2 separate regions of the Homo sapiens genome follow, and region 2 is linked to region 1. The links are chromatin loops, found by intact Hi-C in ENCODE. Cell type or tissue: A673. All regions are shown on one strand. Links, peaks and the distances in the headings refer to the core of each region. The heading gives the core; the rest is flanking DNA.

Region 1 (10,950 bases), core at 2,342-7,341:
CTTACATCGATCAAACCTTCTTTACTTTTATTGATTTTTAACATTGACTTGTTCTGCCAATTACTGAGAGAGAATTGTTGAATCTCCACAAATAACTGTGTATTTTTAATGGTGTTTTCAGTACAGTCACCTTTTGCTTCATGCATTTTGAAGTTCTATTATTAGGGGCATACACAATTAGGGATACATAGATACATGCTGAAAATATATATGAATTTTATATTTTTTAACTAACCTATATGTGCCTTGATATTTGAAACATGTATCTTGTGGCCAGCATATAATTGGGTCTTGCAATTTTATCCAGCATGGAAATCTCTTCCTTTTAATTGCAGCCTTTATTCCATTTTCCTTCATCTAATTTACAGATATCATTGAGATTAAAGCTATTACTTTGTTATTTGTTGTGTATTTATACCTCTGCTATTTTTCCTCTTTCCCTCTCTTTTTGACATCTTGATAGCTTTTTATATTCCATTTTATTTTCTCTGATTCACTATAACAATCACTTTGTTTCATTTTTAGCTGTTGTTCTAGGGTTTTAGGATTTGTCCATCTTTAACTTGTCACATTGACTTCAAATAATGTTATACAACTTCACATGTAATATATTAAAAGTTACATATAATTACATCTCCTATTTGTGCTTTTGTTTTTATACATGTTATACATGTTACAAACTTCACAATACACTCTATTATTTTTGTTTTAAAGAGTCATTTTTTATAAAGATTAAAAATAAAAAAATGACTCAATGTTATTTTTAGTAACATATTCACCAATCACAACACTATTACTTTCAGTAAATCCAAGTTTCCATCTGGAATCATTGTCCTTACACCTGAAGAGTTCTATTTATTGTTGTCTGAAGTAAAAGTCTGCTAGTGACAACTTCTGCATTTGTTTGTTTTAAAAATCTTCTTTTGGTCTTTATTTTTGAAGTACATTTTTGCAGAGTATGGAACTCTAGATCGATATTTTTTTTCTTTTAACAGTTTGAAGATGTTATTTTTTAAAAAAATTCTTTAGTTTTAGGGCTACAGGTAGTTTTTGGTTACATGGATGAGTTCTTTAGGGTAAATTCTGTGATTTTAGTGCACCCATCAAACACGCAGTGTATGCTGTATCCAATATGTCGTCTTTTATCCCTCACTCTCCCCAATTCTCCCACTGAGTCCCCAACGTCCATTATATTGCTCTGTATGTTTTTGCATCCTCATAAGGTAGCTACCGATTGTAAGGAGAACATACAGTATTTGGATTTCCATTCCTGAGTTACTTCACTTAGAATAATGGCTTCCAGTTCCATCCAAGTTTCTGCCAAATACATTATTTTGTTCCTTTTTATGGCCGAATAGTATTCTATGGTATAAATATACCACATTTTTTTATCCACCCATTGGTCAATGGGCACTTAGGTTAGTTCCGTACCTTTGCAATTGCAAATTGTGTTGCTATAAACATGCATGTGCATGTGTCTTTTACATATAATGACTTCTTTTCCTTTGTGTTGATACCCAGTAATGGAATTGCTGGATGAAATGGTAGATTTACTTTTAGTCCCTTGAGGAATCTCCATACTGCTTTCCATAGTGATTGTACTAATTTACATTCCTACCAGCAGTGTGAAAATGTTCCCTATTTACCACATCCATACCAATATCTATTGTTTATTGACTCTTTAGTTATGGCCATTCTTGCAGGAGTAAGGTGGTATCTCATTATGGTTTAATTTGCATTTCCCTGATAATTAGTGAGGTTGAGCATTTTTTCATATGTTTGTTGGCTGTTTGTATATTTTCTTTTGAGAAACGTCTATTCGTGCCCTTTGCCCACTTTTTGATAGGATTGTTTTTGTTTTTTCTTGCTGATTTGTTTGAGTCCCTTGTAGATGCTAGATACTAGTCCTTTGTCAGATGTCAGATGCACAGCTTGTGAATATTTTCTCCCACTCTGTGGTTGTCTGTTTACTCTGCTGACTATCTGCTGTGCAGAAGCTTTTTAGTTTAATTAGATACTACTTATTTTTGTTTTTCTTGCATTTGCTTTTGGGGTCTTAGTCATGAAGTCTTTCCCTAAGCCAATGTCCAGAAGAGTTTTTCCAATGTTATCTTCTAGGATGTTTATGGTTTCAGGTCTCAGATTTAAGTCTTTGATGCATCTTGAGTTTATTTTTTCATAAGATGAGAGATGAGGATAGAGTTTCATTCTCCCACATGTGGCTTGCCAACTATCCCTGCACCATTTGTTGAATAGTGTGTCCTTTCCCACTTATATTTTTGTATGCTTTGTTGAAGATCAGTTGGCTGTAAGTATTTGGCTTTATTTCTGGGTTCTCTACTCTGTTCCATTGGTCTATGTGCCTACTTTTATACTAGTACCATGCTGTTTGGGTACCTATAGCCTGGTAATATAATTTAAAGTTCAGTAATGTGATGCTTCAAGGTTTGTTCTTTTTGGTTAGTATTTCTTTGGCTATATGTACTCTTTTTCTGGTCCCATATGAATTTTAAGATTGTTTTTTCTAGTTTTGTGAAGAATGATGGTAGTATTTTGATGGGAATTGCATTGAATCTGCAGATTGCTTTGGCCAGTATGGTTATTTTCACAATATTGATTCTTCCCATCCATAAGCATGGTATGTGTTTTCTTTTGTGTCATGTGTGATTTCTCTTAGCAGTGTTCCATGGTTTTCTGAAGATGTTATTTAATTATTTTCTGTCATAGGTTATCTTTTTCCTTCTCTAAATAATTTGCATTTTATATTCTGACTTGTGTAAGAGATTTTCATTCATTGCTAGTATTTAATAATTTGATTATGATGTGCTTATAGCTTTTTCTGTTTTTGCTTTTGAGAATTGGTGGGGTTGTTTTTTTGTCTGTTTGCTGTTTAGCTCAACTGAAATTCATTGAGCTTCTACAAAGTGAGTATATGTTGTATTTACCAATTTTGGAATAATTTAGGCTAGAATTTCTTTAACCTTTTTCTGGTCCCTCATTTTCTTTCCAGGACTCCAGTGATACATACATTGGACTGTTTCATATCATTACAAGTAATTGAGACACTGAGGCAGTATAAAAAGTTAAGGAGACACTGTTCATATTTTCTTGGTCTTTTCTGTCCCCATAAGAAAGTCAGTTTAGAAAAATTTGAGATCCATGTCTTCAAGTTTATCTATCTTATCTTCTACAGTGTCTTGCCTAGTGTATCTTTAACTTCATATAGTGCCTAAGTTAAATAAAAATCTAGATGTTCTATTTGGTCCTTTTATATATCTTTAATTCCTCTCATCATTATTATTTTCATGTTTTTCTTTAAACAGTCAAGCATATTTATCATAGTTGTTTACAAAGTCCTGTTTATTAATTCTATTATTGTTATCATCTTGGGATCTGTTTCTATTCACTAAATTTTCTCCCGTTTATGGGTCATGTTTTTCCATGTTCTCAATAGTAATTCTTGATTGAATGTTAGATATTGTGTATTTTACTTTTTCTATCACTCTTTAAGGAAAGTTGGATTTTAATCCGCTAATGTATGTTATTTCTGGATCAGCTTGGTTCTCTTAAGGCTTGTTTTAAGTTCTGCTAACAAGTCTAGAGTAGCTATTATTCTAAGGCTAGTTTAGACATGAGTTAATGATCCATATTTAGATATTTACTATGGCAGCACCTCACTTCCAGGTTGTTATTTATTGCAGCATAACAAATTATCCCAGAACATAGAAGCTTAAAAACGCAGAGATATTTATTATCTGACAATGTCTGTGGGAAAGGAACCTGGGCACAAATTTCCCCGGCTCTCTGTTTCTCCTAAGGCTGTAATCCAACTGTCATCAGAGCTCTAGCCATTTCAAAGATTGAAGGTGAGAGGATCCTCTTTCCAGATGACTCCAGTGGTTCATCACAAGATTTAGTTGCTTATGAGTTGTTGTTGGCTGGAGATCTCCCTCAGTGTCTTGCCACATGGTTCTCTTCATAATGCAGCTCACAATACGGCAGCTAGATTCCATCAGAACAAGTCAGCAAGAGAGAAGGCAAGTAAAATGTAAACCAGCATTGTTTTGTTTTCTAATATAATCTCAAAAGTAACATCTCATCACATTTGCTGTATTCTATTCTCTACAAACAAGTTCTATGTCCCACTAGCACTTGATGGGAAAATATTACAAAAGTTCATGAATATTAAGAGGTCTGAATCATTGGAAGCATCTCAGAAACTGCTTACAACACTTAACAACAGTTACTAAGGAGTAACTGTCATTAGGTATCTACAGGATACCCTTGATGTTCAGATGAAGACTTGGCAGTCTGAGTGGTCAGACTTCAACATTACCCAGTGAGCTCTGGGAATTGTTTGGTACACAACTCCTACATTATTTTTTTGCCTGACCTCATGGAGTTAATCCCCACATAAATTTTGCTTAATATTTAGCAACAGCCTCAAGGAGATCCTTATATGGATTTCTGGAGCTCTGCAGAGCTCCCTTCTCTCTGACATTAAATCCTCTAAACTGTAGCCAGATCTGCCTCCCCCTGCTCTGCTCTGTTTTTCATTAGTGAGACCCTTATGTTCTGTTTTGTATTCCCATCCCACACTGTGTTCTAGAGAGTGCCTCCAGGCAGAGAGCAAGGGCAATTGTAGGCCTCTCCTCATTTGTTTCCCTTATCTCACAGGTCATAGTTCACACTGACTGTTGTCCCACTTTTGGACACAGATGTGTTATCTATTATGCTTAGTTTTCTAGATATTTATGGGCAGATGGCAAGTCTAGTCCCAATTACTGAAACACGACCACAGCAGAAACTCATCCAGGGATTCTGAGCCAGCTTTATTCTTCTTCAGCTGCTCTATATAGTATATTGGAATACCTTTTCTTAAATACAAATGATAGCCCTATATAAACAAATAATAAAATAAGGCTTAAACAAGTAATAAAATAAGGCTTAGAAGTGGAAATGAAACTAAATTAATGAAGTATAATTACCCTCCCAAAGTGATTTTTATAGCATTTCTTAATATAACTAGGTAGTGTTAAAATATACTTTTTATTTACAAAAAAACTTTTAGGAGTATGCATTCTATTTTAAAACAGAATATGTGTCCATCCCACTATAATTTATTTAAAATTCTTATTAACAAAAAAGTTTAGGGCTCCAAATTATTACTGTTGTCTATCTTTGTACACTTTAAAATCCTAACGATGTCTTCTGCAGGGGTTTGTCCCCATGTGTCACTTTATGGTAGTAGTATTTTCAAAGGTTACAAATGAAAAGTTCATCAGATTAATAATAGCTGATGCTGTACTCTGCTAAACTTCCCAATATTATCTTTTTACTGTTATACATTTATCACATGGTTATCTATAATGTTTGAGACATTTGAAGCTAATTAAGCAAAATTTCCCTTTGCATTTATTTGTTACTTGCTGTTGTGTCTAAGAGAACACTCATAGCCCTCTTTCCTCTGCTCCCTCTTGAGGCTGCAAGAAGAACACAGGCCTGCTTGTTCTGAGTTTCTGTGAAGTGAACAGACATTGCAGACACTCACCTGGTTATTCTAGTTTCTACACTGCTGATGGCACAGAGCAAATATTCCTCCTAGGTACATGTTTGATGTGTAGACAAATTCAGCCTTAATACCTATGCAGGAAGAGGATAGTGACTACAGAGAAACCCTGACAGAAGAATGAAAATTGCACATTCACTCTTTCATCCCCTTACCCTCACTCAGGCTAAGCCTAGGCAAAAAGTTCTAAAAAGTACAAAGGTAATCGGACCCACCAAGCTGTACTCATGAAGGCCTCACAATATATATTTCACATAGTTTTACTGGAAAGATCTGATATTAGGTACTTATAGTAATTTTAACATTGTTTTGTGTTCCTTTTAAATAATGGGTAAAGGAAAGGAAGATAAGTACTAGGAATAAAATTATACTGTACGTGCTTCTCAAATGATATTTGTATCGGACAAATGGTATCTGTGCTGGACATTGTCAGTAGCCCAATATAACCACCTTTTTTGTTGTTGTTCACATGGCTCCTTCTCTCTGCTGCCTCTGTGTTTTCTCACCCATATTATATGCAGGTGGGAGTTTTCTAAAATGTAGCTTTTTGGCGAGAAAGCTAATTTTCAGTTTGGATCTAAGCTGAAAATAGTTCCCCAATTGCCCTGAAGTTATCACTGTCAGGTTATTTCTAATGTAGTATTTTTCAGCATGCTCCTGGGCTAGCACTCCTGAAGGCTTAACTGCATAGTCTGTTTTTACTCATTGTCTAGAAGGCTAATGGAGTCTGTTGGTATAATCTTCAAGAAAAGTCAGAGTATCCAATTAGTAAAGGTGAAAAGCTTAGCAAAGTTTTCTCACTGATTAAAAATAAGTACTATGTTCGGAAACTTGTTTTTGTTAATAAATTATTATTCAGTTATTAATAAAGATAATACCTCTAGTAAATTAGTTGAGTTCAACCAGTAAAGCTATAATGCTAAATAGAACCTGTGCATCTGTGTTCTCATTGTGACTTGCAAATGGAAATGTTTGCATATTTTACATATTTCAACCTTTTAGTATTCCAAAATGGAATATTAAAAAAATCTGCTGCACAGAATTGGGCAACTGTGTTTGACAGTGAGTAGCTAATCCTGCCTACTCTGAGAGTTATTGAATTCTCTGCTCAATGCGGTGGGAGCACACAGCTGCTTCTGTTGTTTCTCTTTCCACAGCACAGCAATGAATTTAAACATGACAGTGGCATTTGAATATTAAAGCATATCCATTCCTCTCCTGACTAAAATTGAAGCACTAGCAAATATGTAATGCCGCCTGACTTAATCAATTTTAATTTAATTAACATATCATTATTCAAACTGGAAATTATTTGTTTTCAAAGATAGAGTCGAATCATCCTTTATAAATCATTTTTAAATAAAATTTGGACTAACAATTTCTAGTTCTACATAGAAACCTGGGATAGTAGAACTTAAATAAGCTTTTTGGTTTAGATAATTTGAAAAACAAACATCAACAAAATATTGTTGCCCAATGAATACTGCTAAATTTCCAAATTTATCTGGAAGTTTTAAGAATATATCAATAGCCCAAATGAAAAATAAAATTACCTTTGGAAATATCATAATGGAAATCTAAAGAGGCTAATTTCCCCATGAAGAATTTCTTACTCATCTTGTTATTTCAGTCAGAATGTTAGCAAGAAAAAGATAGAATAAAAGTTTATAAAAATTCATTTTTGCATCAGTTTGGTAAATAATGAAAAAATAATATTTATTTTTCTCAAAGTAAGTATTAGTAGGTGGCATTAAAATATATTATAAACTGTTTCTTTTTAATAGAATAGGAGATCTCTATATTGTGCTGGTATAGTGACACTCATATAATAATTTAATCTGCTTCCAAATGTATTCAGATATTTGCTGGTAGTTCTCTATGCAACATAATGGGCAATTTTAATGATTTGTTTTAACCTGAGTTAACCAGTGTTTTTGTTTGGGGCTCTACTATAAGAATCCTTGTGTTCAAAATATGAAGAAGCCATCAAAAAGTAATGCCTAACTAATTTATGCTATTGTGAGGCAGTGATTATTCTAGCTCATACATTCTAGAATAAACATCTACAAATGATCCTGGACTGCCTTGTTCCTATCACCCCCTATTTATAGTTTCCATGTTGCAGAACTTCGTGATTCGATATACTTGGGCTTTTTCAATATATGAATCTAGGCTTTCTCAGCTATTTCCCACATTCATGAATAATTAATCTGCATTATTATTTCTTTCTAGCAGAGTACCTTGAGGCTGGCTAATTAGTTTATTTAATTATCATTATTTTTATTTGTGTCCTGCCTTGTTCCTAAAAGGAAATAAACTGGTTTGTAAAGATGCATATGATACAGCAAGATAAACTAGATTTTTGAAAGAGAATGTTGGGAAAAGGAGGCAGTGAGAAGTAAAAGAAAGCGATATGAAGCCAGGAGTTTAGCTTGAAAAAATAATTTCTCAAAACAGTTTAACTTGGTGAAAGTGACTCCCAAATATGGTTCTAAGTTTGTTAAATACCTACAAAGGTAGGAAAACAACTAGAGAGGGAGTTGGGCTGTTAATTGACTGAGTATTTATCCCAAAAGAGACCATGTAATTTGGGAGAATTTGAAACATGTTTTTTTTTTATTTATTTTTTTTATTATACTTTAAGTTTTAGGGTACATGTGCACATTGCGCAGGTTAGTTACATATGTATACATGTGCCATGCTGGTGTGCTGCACCCACTAACTCGTCATCTAGCATTAGGTATATCTCCCAATGCTTCCCCTCCCCCCTCCCCCCACCCCACCACAGTCCCCAGAGTGTGATATTCCCCTTCCTGTGACCATGTGATCTCATTGTTCAATTCCCACCTATGAGTGAGAATATGCGGTGTTCGGTTTTTTATTCTTGCGATAGTTTACTGAGAAACATGTTTTATAGAAAAGTTTAAGTCATTCTTCTACAACTTAACACAAACTAGATTATGCTCTCTCAGTTAAGTTTCTTGCATTTCTAGGTTAGTAATATGTTCATTTTCAACCCTGTCACGTTATTTTCTTAATAAATCTAGAAAATGCATACTATTAAACCAGAGTTAAGTACTTAACAAATAACTTATTGTAACATATTTGAAGTTTCTAAGAGTATAAAGGCATCAATTACTGTCAGTGTCTCCAGTGAGGTATCATTTACAATGCTATATAGGTACTGTGTCTTAGTCATCTCAGGCTTCTGTAATAAAATACTATGCAGGCTGAAAGTCTGATTTAGGGTGCTAGTATGGTCAGGTTTTGGTAAAGAGGGCTCACTTCCTGGCTGGCAGATGGCTTCCTTCTCACTGTATCTTCACATTGGGGAGAAAGACAGAGGAGGGTGGAGGTGGAGCATGAGCATGCAAGCTGTCTTGCGTCTCTTCTCATAAGGGCACTAATTCTCATTATAATGGCCTCACTCTTGTGACCTGATTAAGTCTAATTTTCTTCCCAAGACCTCATCTCCAGATGTCAAGACATTGGGGCTTAGGGCTTCTCATGAAATTTTGTGAAGTGTTGAGGGGAATAATTCTGTCCATGGCATACCCTCATATCCTTAGCAAAAAGATACAGAAATCGATGCATTTATTTATTGTTAATGAAAAGAAGGAAGGAGACTAAAAGTTGACAAGAAAGATGAAAGGAAGTTCAATATTGGGACGCTGCAGCACACACACATAATCACCTGGGAGCCTGACTGCTGTGTGTATGCCCAGGTGAAGGCTGCCAAGGGACTACTCAAGTCAGTCCGTGTGCAAAAAAGGCAGCTCCAAGCACACTAGTCAAAGCCCATCGTGCCTTTAAGACATCTCAGGAGCACGCTGTGACCCATTTTATAAAGTACAGCATTAGTTCCAGCAGTATCAAAATGAATGTTTGGCTAGTCTCCAGATTCTCAAAGAAGACATACAGGAATTTTAACACTGCCATTTTAGGAAGTCTGTTCTGTGTCTTGAATAAACTAGGAAAATCTTTTTGGGAAGCAGTCAGGAAATCTTGTGAGTCACACTGCACTATCATCTCATATAAATTTTCTATTATTTTTTCCATGATATTGTGGAATATCGAGTATGCTTTTTATATAACACCTATTTGAAAAGAGAAATATCCTAGGTATACCACATTCAGATAATGGAAGTTAAGTTCAAGAGTCATTTCATAAAGTGGGAAATTCACTTAGTTAGGAATCTAGATTCCAAATTCCAGTCCCTCTTTTGCCACTAAATAGTTGTGTGACAATGGCCAGTCACTTAACCTGAAAAGCGTACATTTCTCCATCTTTTCAATGGAGCTATAATAACTCTTCTTTTTTCTTCTCTACCTTTTTATATGAATACTCAATAGGAAAATGTGAGTAAAAATCTAATAAAACCAGGAGGTTGTAAATAGGTGCAAGGTGTGGGTTTCTTTCTTCCTTTTTATTATTACGCTACCTTGAAATGCCCTGATGACTCTAAAACCAGGAGAGATTTGGGGAAAATATAGGTACAAGTCAGAAACAGAATGTAGATATATCAAAGACAAGCTGAGTGTGATTTAAATGGTTTTGGATGACTTTAGTTTCTTTCTGTTTTAGGGGTCACTAGAACGTACTTTCACTCCTAGGGATTCTAGCTCTTTCAGAAGGGGACACACCATGATGATTTCCGGTGTTCTTCCTTTTTACAAATAAGAAAACACATCTATAGCAGATGCCCTGATATCTTGAAATCAGCACCCTTAAAACTAAAAGTTTGCCTGTCTCTGGCTCTCTCTTCCTCCAATGACTATAGTTGTAGCCATCAGAGCATGAGCACGTCCACTACTTCTTATCCCAAAGCCACTGACCAAATAGAGTTTATGATTTAGAATTGTTTAGGCTTATAAAAAGGTATATATTGCATAAATTGTCTAATGCATGCACATTCTAGCCCTCTTCTCTCAAGGAGTGGATGTAGCATCTCATGGCCTAATATATTAATATTTTGGCAGCAAATCAAACAAATGCCCACATGTGTGATGAATAAACACTAGAAATAGCCTCACATCAGTTCAGGTTAGTGTTTGCACTCAGATAAGTTCAAGTCAGGACAGGTTTTGCAGACAAAAGTATTTAAAAGGTTTTAGTGTTTAGCTGTTTGGACTTTAGAACTGCTGGTGAGAGATTATATAGATCTGTAGAAGACTCAGGCTCACTTTTTACACTCAGCAACAAATCCAGAAATCTTGCCAACTTTTCCAAGGTGGAAAAAACATATCACCACTGGGGTTTCATACCCACTTCTCAAGTCTGTGCTTGATGTTAATTTTTCACAGATTGGTCATTAATTTATTTAATTTAGAAAGGCCCTTAGAGATCACTTGTGGAAATATCTTTATTTTCCTAATAATAA
Region 2 (10,950 bases), core at 3,260-8,259, 100 kb before region 1:
TAAGGACTTCATGTCTAAAACACCAAAAGCAATGGCAACAAAAGACAAAATTGACAAATGGGATCTAATTAAACTAAAGAGCTTCTGCACAGCAAAAGAAACTACCATCAGTGTGAACAGGCAACCTAGAGAATGGGAGAAAATTTTTGCAATCTACTCATCTAACAAAGGGCTAATATCCAGAATCTACAATGAACTCAAACAAATTTACAAGAAAAAAACAAACAACCCCATCAACAAGTGGGCAAAGGATATGAACAGACACTTCTCAAAAGAAGACATTTATGCAGTCAAAAGACACATGAAAAAATGCTCATCATCACTGGCCATCAGAGAAATGCAAATCAAAACCACAATGAGATACCATCTCACACCAGTTAGGAATGGCAATCATTAAAAAGTCAGGAAACAGCAGGTGCTGGAGAGGATGTGGAGAAATAGGAACACTTTTACACTGTGGGTGGGACTGTAAACTAGTTCAACCATTGTGGAAGTCAGTGTGGCAATTCCTCAGGGATCTGGAACTAGAAAAACCGTTTGACCCAGCCATCCCAGAGGATTATAAATCATGCTGCTATAAAGACACATGCACACGTATGTTTATTGCAGCACTATTCACAATAGCAAAGACTTGGAACCAACCCAAATGTCCATCAATGATAGACTGGATTAAGAAAATGTGGCACATATACACCATGGAATACTATGCAGCCATAAAAAATGATGAGTTCATGTCCTTCGTAGGGACATGGATGAAGCTGGAAACCATCATTCTCAGCAAACTATCGCAAGGACAAAAAACCAAACGCTGCGTGTTCTCACTCATAGGTGGGAATTGAACAATGAGAACACATGGACACAGGAAGGGGAACATCACACACCAGGGCCTGTTGTGAGGTGGGGGTAGGGGGAAGGGATAGCATTAGGAGATATACCTAATGTTAAATGACGAGTTAATGGGTGCAGCACACCAACACGGCACATTTATATATATGTAACAATCCTGCACGTTGTGCATATGTACCCTAAAACTTAAAGTATAATTAAAAAAAATAAATAAGTAAATAAAAAAGAGAGGTATAAAGCAAACATCATAAATATTAATATACTTAAATCTGTGTGGTTTGTCATTTTCTTTGCTATACCTTTTCAAACATATTTTATTATAAATACATTTATCAATATTTTTATTTTATTTTGTATTTTTTGACTTATTTAAGAAATCTTATCCTATTCTGATATTTTAACTATTTTTTTCTAAAAGGTTTATAGCAATGCTTTTCATACTTTTAGATTTAATCTGCATAAATTTCAAAAATTTGTAATTTTAAAAAAACTTCAGGCGGGCAGATCACTACCTCAGGAGATCAAGACCATCCTGACCAACATGGTGAAACTCCGCCTCTACTAAAAATACAAAAAATTAGCTGGGTGTGGTGGCACATGCCTATAGTTCCAGTTACTCGGGAGGCAGGACAATCGCTTGAACCCTGGCGGGCTGAGGTTGCAGTGAGCCGAGATCGCGGCACTGCACTCCAGCCTGGGTGATAGAGCTAGACTCAGTCTCAAAAAAAAGAAAAATTATATATATATATATATATATTCAAACTTATAGATGAGTTGAAGGGAAAGTATATATGTCACTCAAATTCCCCAACTGTTAATATTTTGGGAACTAGTGGTATCATTTTCTTTATCTGTCCATTGGAGAGTAAATTGTCCTTTCCTCCTTAATATTTCAGTGTGTATTTTCTATTACTTAACCACAATAAAATGATTGAAATCTGGAAATTAGCATGATACAGTATTATCGTCTTGCTACAGTTCTTATTCTATATACCAATAATGCATCCCAAAATATATTTTATAGCATATTGTCATCATATGTCCCAATAATTATGCCAATACCATGCTAGGCTGGTATTATTGTTCCAATAATATGCTAGGCTATGATCTCCAGTTGTTTGGTCACCCACTAATAAACATTGTTGTGGAAGTATTTTTTCAAGGTGATTAATATTTAAATCAGTAGACTGAGTAAAGGAGATTACCCTCTATATTGCGAATGCACCTCATTAATTATCTAAAGGCCTTAACAGCAAAGACTGAAGTACCCCAAAGAAGAACAATTTCTGCCTCCAACCTGCAAATAGGAAACTTATCTTAGTTTCCAGCCTTTGTATACAAGACTGCAACATCAGTCTGGACTCAATAGATTTCAGTCTTGCCAGCCCCTACATTTTCATGAGCCAATTCCTTAAAAGAATTCTGAGTTCATAAAGTTTTTAAAACCTAAATTTATGAGTTGTAAATATGCATCTTACTGGTTCTGTTTCTTTGGAAAGCTCTAATACATATATATTGTTAATTTTTCAAAGGACTGGATTTAATAAGTAAATATATTCTTTAAGATATATTTCGTGGATTTTTTATTTAAACTTTCTTTTATTCACCTTCCTATTGTATTAATTTGAATTTCCTGCCCCCGCCCCCCAGCATTTTGAATTAGGAAATTAATTCATGTATTTTCATTCTTTCATTTTTATTGATACAAATGTTTATGGCTATGATTTGTTCATCTCTTAACTGATTTAATATAGTGTAGAATTTCGGATATGTAGTTTTTCACTCATTATTTTTTAGAGATTATGTAACGTCAACTGGCATTTCCCTCTTCACCCAAGTATCTTTCAAAACAGCAGTGTAGAGCAACATCATTTATAGGTGCTTAAGCCTTAAATATTAGTAAATGAAATCCATGAGTGTTATTAAAGGCTAATATTCCATGACCAAACTGGGGTTACTTTAGCATCCAAGAGTGATTTCATATTAGAAAATCAATTTATGTAATTTATTATATAATTAAAGAGAAAAATATATGATTACCTCAATAGAATCCCAAATGTATTTTGATAAAATTCAATATTCACTACTGTTGAGGATAAAATTTAATTATCAAAAAACCCCACAAGTCTCTTACTATATTACATTGAAAAACATTTTTGGTATAAAATAAAGAACATAAGTATCTGCTATTAAAATACTAGAAGAAGTCACATGAATACCCAAGGGAAAAAGTACATCTTAAAGGTATATATTATAAAACACCGTGTGAAGGATCTAATTGATACAATGAAATAAGAGATGGAGTTAGATAATGTATTATTATTTACAAATAATGTGCTTCTCTACACAGGAAATCAAACAAAAAAAACCCGGAAAAAATAACAAATGACAGAGTTCAGTAAAATAGACATTTAAGATTAATATACATAAATAAAATACAATGTATGTTATATAAATTTACTGCAAAATATGTTAAAAAATCTAAAAACAAATACTATATATCATTTGAAGTGCCTACTAAAATTATTTAAATATCAAAATGTTTCTTAAAAGGAAGTTGAAAGATGAATAGAACAAAGTGTAGATTCAAGAAGAAGAATTTAATGTATGTTAAATGAGACATTAAAATTGGTGACCAAGAAAGTAATTAATTATTATAACAAATTTCAGTGTGCTATGATAATCTTTTGAAAATGCTCGAATCTTCTTCCACAAAATACAAAAACAAAACGTAACTCCCTATGAATTAACTTCCTGTAGATTTACATGAAAGAGATAACACACAACACAGAAATATTAATATTTTTACATGATTAGATGAACAAAGATTTTTCTTAGCATGATGCTAAATTCATAAGCCATAAATGAAAAAAGAAATGCTTGTGCACGTAAAAATATAAAACTTGTTACATGCCATAAATGAAGAAAAATATAAATTACGCAAGAAAATATTTACCATTTATAAGACCAATAAATACCTAAATTTATTTTTACAATAAAATTTTTTATGAAGATACAACAAAAAGATGAGCAACATAATTTTATAATGAGTGTATCTTATTCCTCATATGATTTTTCTAAAATCTTCATTAATTCTTGGCTTGCCAAAAATTGAGAAAAGATTATTTCCTCCACTCAAATGAGAATCCTTGTTCTCTTGATCATAAAAGCAGGCTCTGTCTTTTAAATTCTACCCCGTGTGTATGAGTGTATGAGTGTTTGCATGGGGATAATGTTATAGATAGACATGTGAATGGGTAGGTTGTGCAGATGCTGTGTTGTCAGGGTGTTTAGGCACAACCCAGCTGGCAAATGTATGATCGCATCTTACATCCACCTCTGCTTCCCAAATGGCAGCCTCTACTCTGGATGTCTCTTGGTTTGGAAGTCCTCCTTCAGAAGCTAGACTTACAGAATGTTTGTTCTAAGGCCAAATGTGAGAATCTACTTTTCCTGGCTGTTTCTTCTATGAATATTATTTATCATCTCAGGTTCTTCTGACATCTTTTGCAAGTAGTAACTATGTGGCCAGCAGTTCTACCTAAGCAGGTTGTTTTATTTAGAAAGTTATTCTTACCCCCCACCACCCTGGATATTTAATTTACCCATGTAGCAAACTTGTACAAGTGCCCCTTGAACCTAAAATAAAAGTTGAAAAGAAAAAAAAAGGAGAAAGGTATTCTTAGGGATATACCTTTGGGGAATGTGCCTCTGCTCCACCTCTCAGACTATTTACAAGGGAATGTCCCAATGGATTCAGATATCTCAGAATATAGTCTTAATTAATTACTTTGATGATTGTCCCATTGGCTTCCTTCTTTTCTGAAATTCTCTTTGTGCTTGACATTCCTCTGAGATTCTGTAATGGAAAAAGTTCTCACTTGAGTAGTGGATTTATATTTCAAGTATTCTTGACTTCAGTTTGCTCTGCTCTGGTTTCTTCTTCAATCTTATTCAATTTTCCCATTTTTCAGAAATGTCTCAAAATTTCTCATGCAGTGGTTGAACATTATCTTGTTCATTTATAGTACTGCTCTGGAGACTGACAATGTCCCTGCTTAGCTCATCACTCTATTTTTATTTTCTGATGGCTCTGTTCTGACAGTCTTTTTTAGTACTACTACATTTGTTTCTTTATTGTTTATGAACCCCACCTTAGTGTAAATTTTCTGAGAACTGGAACCTTGCCAATCTAACTCACTTCTGCAGCTCTTGTACTTAAAACAATGCCAGGGACACAGAAGGTACTCAATACATACTTGTTGCCAAAATGTATGACCGGATGAATAACAAAATTGAGAGAAAAGCACATGTGTTCACGGTTCAGGCCTGGTTTCTTGGCTTGCTTTCTATGTTGCTGCTTGTTGTACATTGATAAGGACCATAGCTTTTCTCTGCTTCTGGCTCCAATGTGATAAGCAACAAAGGCAGTTTCCTACTAAAGCTCATCCCACGGTCTCCATTTGTGCACCCATGACTGAATGGGCAAGCTCAATTCACGGAACAATGAGTAGGAAACCCTCACTAGGTTCCACCTGCATTCACAAATCCATCTGTCTCATTCATAGAGCTGATATTCTGATCCCCATGTGGCCCAGTGGGGTGAGTTATATAATATAATTAGAAATAGGAAAGGAATTTCCTGAACACGATACATTCAGGAAGAGGAAACTCCACTACAGAGTTTAGTGATTCTAGGAGATTTTGTGAATGTGAAAAAAAAGTCAGAAGGATAGTGAAGAGAAAAAATCATATCGAGATAGTAAGATGTGAATAAAACTACAAAAGCACAAAAGCAAACAATAAAATGAGAAAGGCTGAGGACTATTTTTGACTCAAGTAAAACATTTTATGTCATCATTTACTATTTTAGAATATGTATTAAAATGTTTCCCTTATTCTAGCTCATGTGGATTAAGATTGCTGTATAAAGTATTACATACCCTTCTTCATTTCAATAGCAGTTACAAGTTCTGCTCCACTTTTATTTTTATCTAAAACTAATTAATTTTTACATCATTCTGATATAACTATTAAACAATTTTATGTGATCATTTGTAATAAAGGCAACATTCAGAAACAATTTCTGTCTTCCTATAGCTCTGTCCATGTTAATTAAGACTGAAAAGACAATTGGTTTAAAAATTACCTAAACAAAGTGGCTTGATCAATTAGAATCAATCTACTAAGCTGACATATTGTTCATTCAGTCTAACAGATAAAAGCTCTGCTGAGAATTATGAGGTACTTGTAGATTGGATTATATAATTTGTGCTAAAAATTTTTACAAAAGAAAAAAATGGTTTTTCTACTAAATAAGAATGATTGTCTTCACTGAAATAGAGAAGAAAGCTTCCATGAGTTGGACACTAATTTTGGGAGAAAGGAGATTCTAAAAGTGAAGCATCTTCCCCTGGGCTTTTCTCTCTCTCTCAGATTTCATTTGCTTCTTATTGTAACACAAGCACACTGACCACAGAAATACGCTCTCTCCTTCCTCTGAAAGAACATAAACATTTCTTTAAATTGGCTTTCAACGAAATTAAGACAGTGTGACATTCAAAGCTATTCTTATAAAACTCAGAGATTAAAGGAATATATGAAAATATAAACAAAAAATTAAATAAAGCGGATTTTCTAGATAACAGATTTCTAGTCTAACCAAATAATTTATAGGAACCCATTAGCCTTCATTATACACCAAAACTGAAAATAAATAAAAAGAGCTTCTGCCTTAGGGCTTGGACTCTCAGCACACTCTTGTCATGTGAAGAGTTGCCATCTAGTCAGTTGGAGTCACATGGCCCAGCTGACAACCAGCACTAGTCACCCAGTGTGTGAGGGAAGCCGTTGTCAACCACACAGACTCCATCAACCATGAAATCGCTACAGTCACCTCAGTGCACCAAGTGAGATCAGCTCAAGTTGCTAAATTACAAAATTATCAAAAAAAATGGTTGCAGTTTTCAGTTACAGTGTTTTGGGCTAGTTTGGTTGGCAGCAATAGATAACGGATGCTTAATTTATAATATGTATATACATATATATATATAAAATGAGTCGGCTAGGCACAGTGGTTCAAACATGTAATCCCAGTACTTTGGGAGGCCGAGGCAGGTGGATCACTTGAGGCCAGGAGTTTGAGAACAATTTGGACAAGATGGCGAAACCCCATCTCTACTAAAAATTAAAAAAAAAAAAATGCCAGGCGCGGTGACATATGCCTGTAATTGCAGCTACTCAGGTGGCTGAGGCATTAGAATCGCTTGAACCTAGGAGGCGGAGGTTGCAATGAGCTGAGATGGCGCCGCTGCACTCCAGCCAGGGCGACAGAGTGAGACTCTGTCTCAAAAAAATTATTAATTAAACAAATTAAAAAATGAGTGGATACCCCTATAATGCTTATAACCGTCTAGAACATTGCAAACACTTATTAATGTATTTGCTCAATATAATCATAATTTTTTACTTCTGCATTTGAGTTCATGTCCTTTGTAGGGACATGGATGAAGCTGGAAACCATCATTCTCAGCAAACTATCGCAAGGACAAAAAACCAAACACCACATGTTCTAACTCATAGGTGGGAATTGAACAATGAGAACACTTGGACTCAGGAAGGGGAACATCACACACTGGGGCCTGTCGTGGGGTGGGGGTAGGGGGTAGGGATAGCATTAGGAGATATACCTAATGTAAATGACAAGTTAACGGGTGCAGCACACCAACATGGCACATGTATACATATGTAACAAACCTGCACGCTGTGCACATGTACCCTGAAACTTAAAGTATAATAAAAAAAATTTTAAAAAGAATAGTAAATATGACTGTAATACATCTTTTATACAGAATTTGGGAGAATAAAGGGATGGGGTGGTGCAAACACAGGGAATTAAGATTTAATATCTAAAACTAGCTTTGACATTAATTTTCATAATGACCTTGGGGGAAATCAGTACTTATCTCTGGTTCTCAATTTCCTGTTCTGTAGAACAGAAAAGATTTAGGTGTCTAAGTTTCTTCCCATTTGTATATTCATGAATCCACAATTTTCAGATAACCTACGATGTTTTATTTTTATCTTAAAAATTTTGCAGAAAATTTATTAAAATACATTATCTTTCTTCCTCTTCTTAAATGAAGTCTGAATCCAGGTCATGGCACCATTACTAAATGAGTCCTAATCATTGTTGAATTTTTTTCAAATATAAAGATTGATATATTTTGCAGAAGGAAATGTTGAATGTTATAAGGCTGTTTATACTCATATAAAAATCTCTCTGACTACTATATTAATTTTTATATTTGCTTGATATTTGTAATGCTATATTTTTAACTATATTTTCACAACTGTAATGTCTGGCCCTTATTCTAAATATTTTAAAATGTGTTTCTCTTTGCAGGCTGAGATACAATAAAAAGATAACTTTAAAACCATGCTAGAAACAGAAAGTAGGCATCCATCTAAAACCTGGAGATTTCTTCCATAAAAGCAAACAAGGAAACTCAGTGAAATATACATACAAATAAATACATGCAATTTATATAAACAAAAATAATATAATCATTTTCACAAACAATAACAATATTAATGCTTATGTATTTTGATCCCATTTTTAGAAATATAACCTTCCTAGCAGGTTAAAAGCATCACTTAGGCACCCATATAGTTTTCCTGCCTGCAGTCACTTTGTGTATATACGTATATATATAAAACACAAATGTAATATGTAAATAACGTAAACTATATGGCAGTAAAACTATGAGTGTGTGTATATATACACGCACACACACACACACACAAACGTGTGTAGTTTTGCCTGTTTTTAGGTCATATATAAATGAAATAATATTATACTTATTCTCTTACGATTTCCTTTTTTAAAATCAATATTCTTTGTGAAATTAAAGTGGTTGCATATTGCTGTTGTTCATTCAGAGTCACTGAATTATGGAATTCTATTTATTACCGATATGAAAATTTTATTTGCTCTAATATTAACAAACATCTGGGCTGTTTCAGTTGGGGGCTTTAATACACAATGCCACTACGAGTGTTGTTTGCAAGAATTCCTATAGGTTTAATGCCTAGGAGTAAATTCCTGAGTTTTAAAATATGAGCATACACGTCTTCACTATATAATGGGAAACTGATTTCTCAACTACTTTCATTTGAGACAAAAATAAATTTTGATAATTGTTTAACCCGCTACTTTTCTGGTTTTCTTTTTCCAACAAGCAAAAAACACTTTTTAAATGTTTTTCTATAATTCAGCTACACAAATGTTATTTACTCATAAGTATTCACAAATACAAAGTATTTGAACAAGTGGTTATATTTTAGTATGGACCCACTAGGTGCCAGGGTTTTGTGTGAATTGCTTCTTTTAATATTCATTTTGAGGACTATCATGCCTTCACAGAAATTAAGTGACTTGCCTCTGGTTAAATACATAAGTAACAAAGTCATGATTCAAAACTGGGTTTGCCTAAAACTAAGAATGTTCATGTTCACAGCTACTTTGAAGTAATTTGAAAAATGCACACAGTAATTGCAATGCCTAAAGGTCGAAGTAGAACCATTACATTTGTCGATAAAAGGGTTAATTTGGCAAAACCAAATTCAAAAGTAAATTATGAATTTTGACAAAGTAGATACAAAATGTAAAAGTTCATATTTTTATATTTTGTAGTATGAACTGAAGTTTTTATCTAAATATTGTGAATATGGCCTTGTACAATTAAGTGAACCCTCAATATTAACGTAATAATATCTAGTTTTATAAAACATATAGTAATACATAATCCAGTAGCTTCATCATATCATACTGTTTGTGGGTAAATATAAAGTGTGTCAATTCAGGATTTATAAATGTAGATAATTTCACTGTCATTTAGTGAAATTATTGCCCAAATTTTAAGTGAGTAAAAATCTCTATGATGCCTTTATATAATGATAGGCATGGCTATTAATTCTTGCTTTCTATTGTTGTATAGTCTTCAGATTTGGTAGACAAGAATTACAAAAGGAAGTAAGCAAGATTAAAGGGATGAAAAAGTCACTGTGTTTAATGAGCACACATGGTGTTCTGTCATAACAAATTATCCCATGATGCTAATGATTAACTAGGCTGCCACTTGTTCTATAAGCTTACAGTATCATGAGCCAAGTAAGCACAATAGAAAACTGTCTACAAAATTTGAAGGCTATTTTAATTTCATATTTATCACCATCTTGTCATCTGTGATAACACTTCATCATACACGTGGCTCTTGCCTGGAGTTATCAAAATTAAAATTTATTTCAATAAAAGTGTTGTCGCTTAGTGCAAGACCAGTGAGGCAATTCAGTGCAACAAACAATAAGGTGTACAAGTTAGAATGAATTTGTTCCAGTTTGAACACAACAGACCATAATCTCAAAGCGTTCCCTTTGAGAATGCTATCATATACTCAATGCTATCATATACCCCCATTATGGGGAAATTCATATAATTAAGTCTATTGATAGACTTAATCACCTTAATCAAACTCTTTGATACCTTGTCCTCTTTCATGTTAGGATTTCAACCCACACTGATTTCAGAAAAAAGCACTAGGTAAATGTGTTTTTGAAAAGTTTTGTGAGGAGAGAATATTGACCGTCAGACTATGCACAGTAAAAATGCCACTAAAAAATGCAGAAGCATGATGAATCATATAGCAGTGTATCAAATCACAACAAATAAGGGATTACAAATTATATATATTTAATACACTATAGATAGAGAGACAGTGTTTTTACTTTATGTTCCTGATAAACATAGCTCTCTTTTATGGCAAACATCTTCGACGATGTTATTTCTGAGGGCTCTGTTCTGTTCCATTGATCTATATCTCTGTTTTGGTACCAGTACCATGCTGTTTTGGTTACTGTAGCCTTGTAGTATAGTTTGAAGTCAGGTAGTGTGATGCCTCCAGCTTTGTTCTTTTGGCTTAGGATTGACTTGGCAATGCGGGCTCTTTTTTGGTTCCATATGAACTTTAGTTTTTTCCAATTGTGTGAAGAAAGGCATTGGTAGCTTGATGGGGATGGCATTGAATCTGTAAATTACCTTGGGCA

The links. Hi-C counts contacts between places; a loop is a spot of excess contacts. Peaks named below come from ENCODE experiments on the same cell type or tissue, not always from the same donor. Only the 100,000 strongest peaks of a DNase experiment are listed, where the experiment ranks them.
Region 2: it touches region 1 in a loop (2.2-fold over the local background); 1 of 110 quality-filtered maps calls a loop at or near these places.

Annotation. Positions count from the first base shown.
Region 1 is chr4:157,799,700-157,810,649 of GRCh38, forward strand. It overlaps LOC105377509 (a long non-coding RNA gene), which reads right to left. Exons shown (of 6, transcript XR_007058347.1): 5 at 5,552-5,643; 6 at 3,731-4,002. Among named protein-coding and RNA genes, the nearest start is that of LINC02433, 230 kb to the left of the region's middle. RefSeq lists a silencer at 5,398-5,692. In A673, for the core only: a CTCF peak has its summit at 5,453 (motif pointing left); no DNase peak of the experiment used is centred there; H3K27ac peaks cover 440 bases.
Region 2 is chr4:157,696,377-157,707,326 of GRCh38, forward strand. No RefSeq gene overlaps it. Among named protein-coding and RNA genes, the nearest start is that of LINC02433, 130 kb to the left of the region's middle. In A673, for the core only: no CTCF peak of the experiment used is centred there; a DNase peak (open chromatin) is centred at 5,375; H3K27ac peaks cover 904 bases.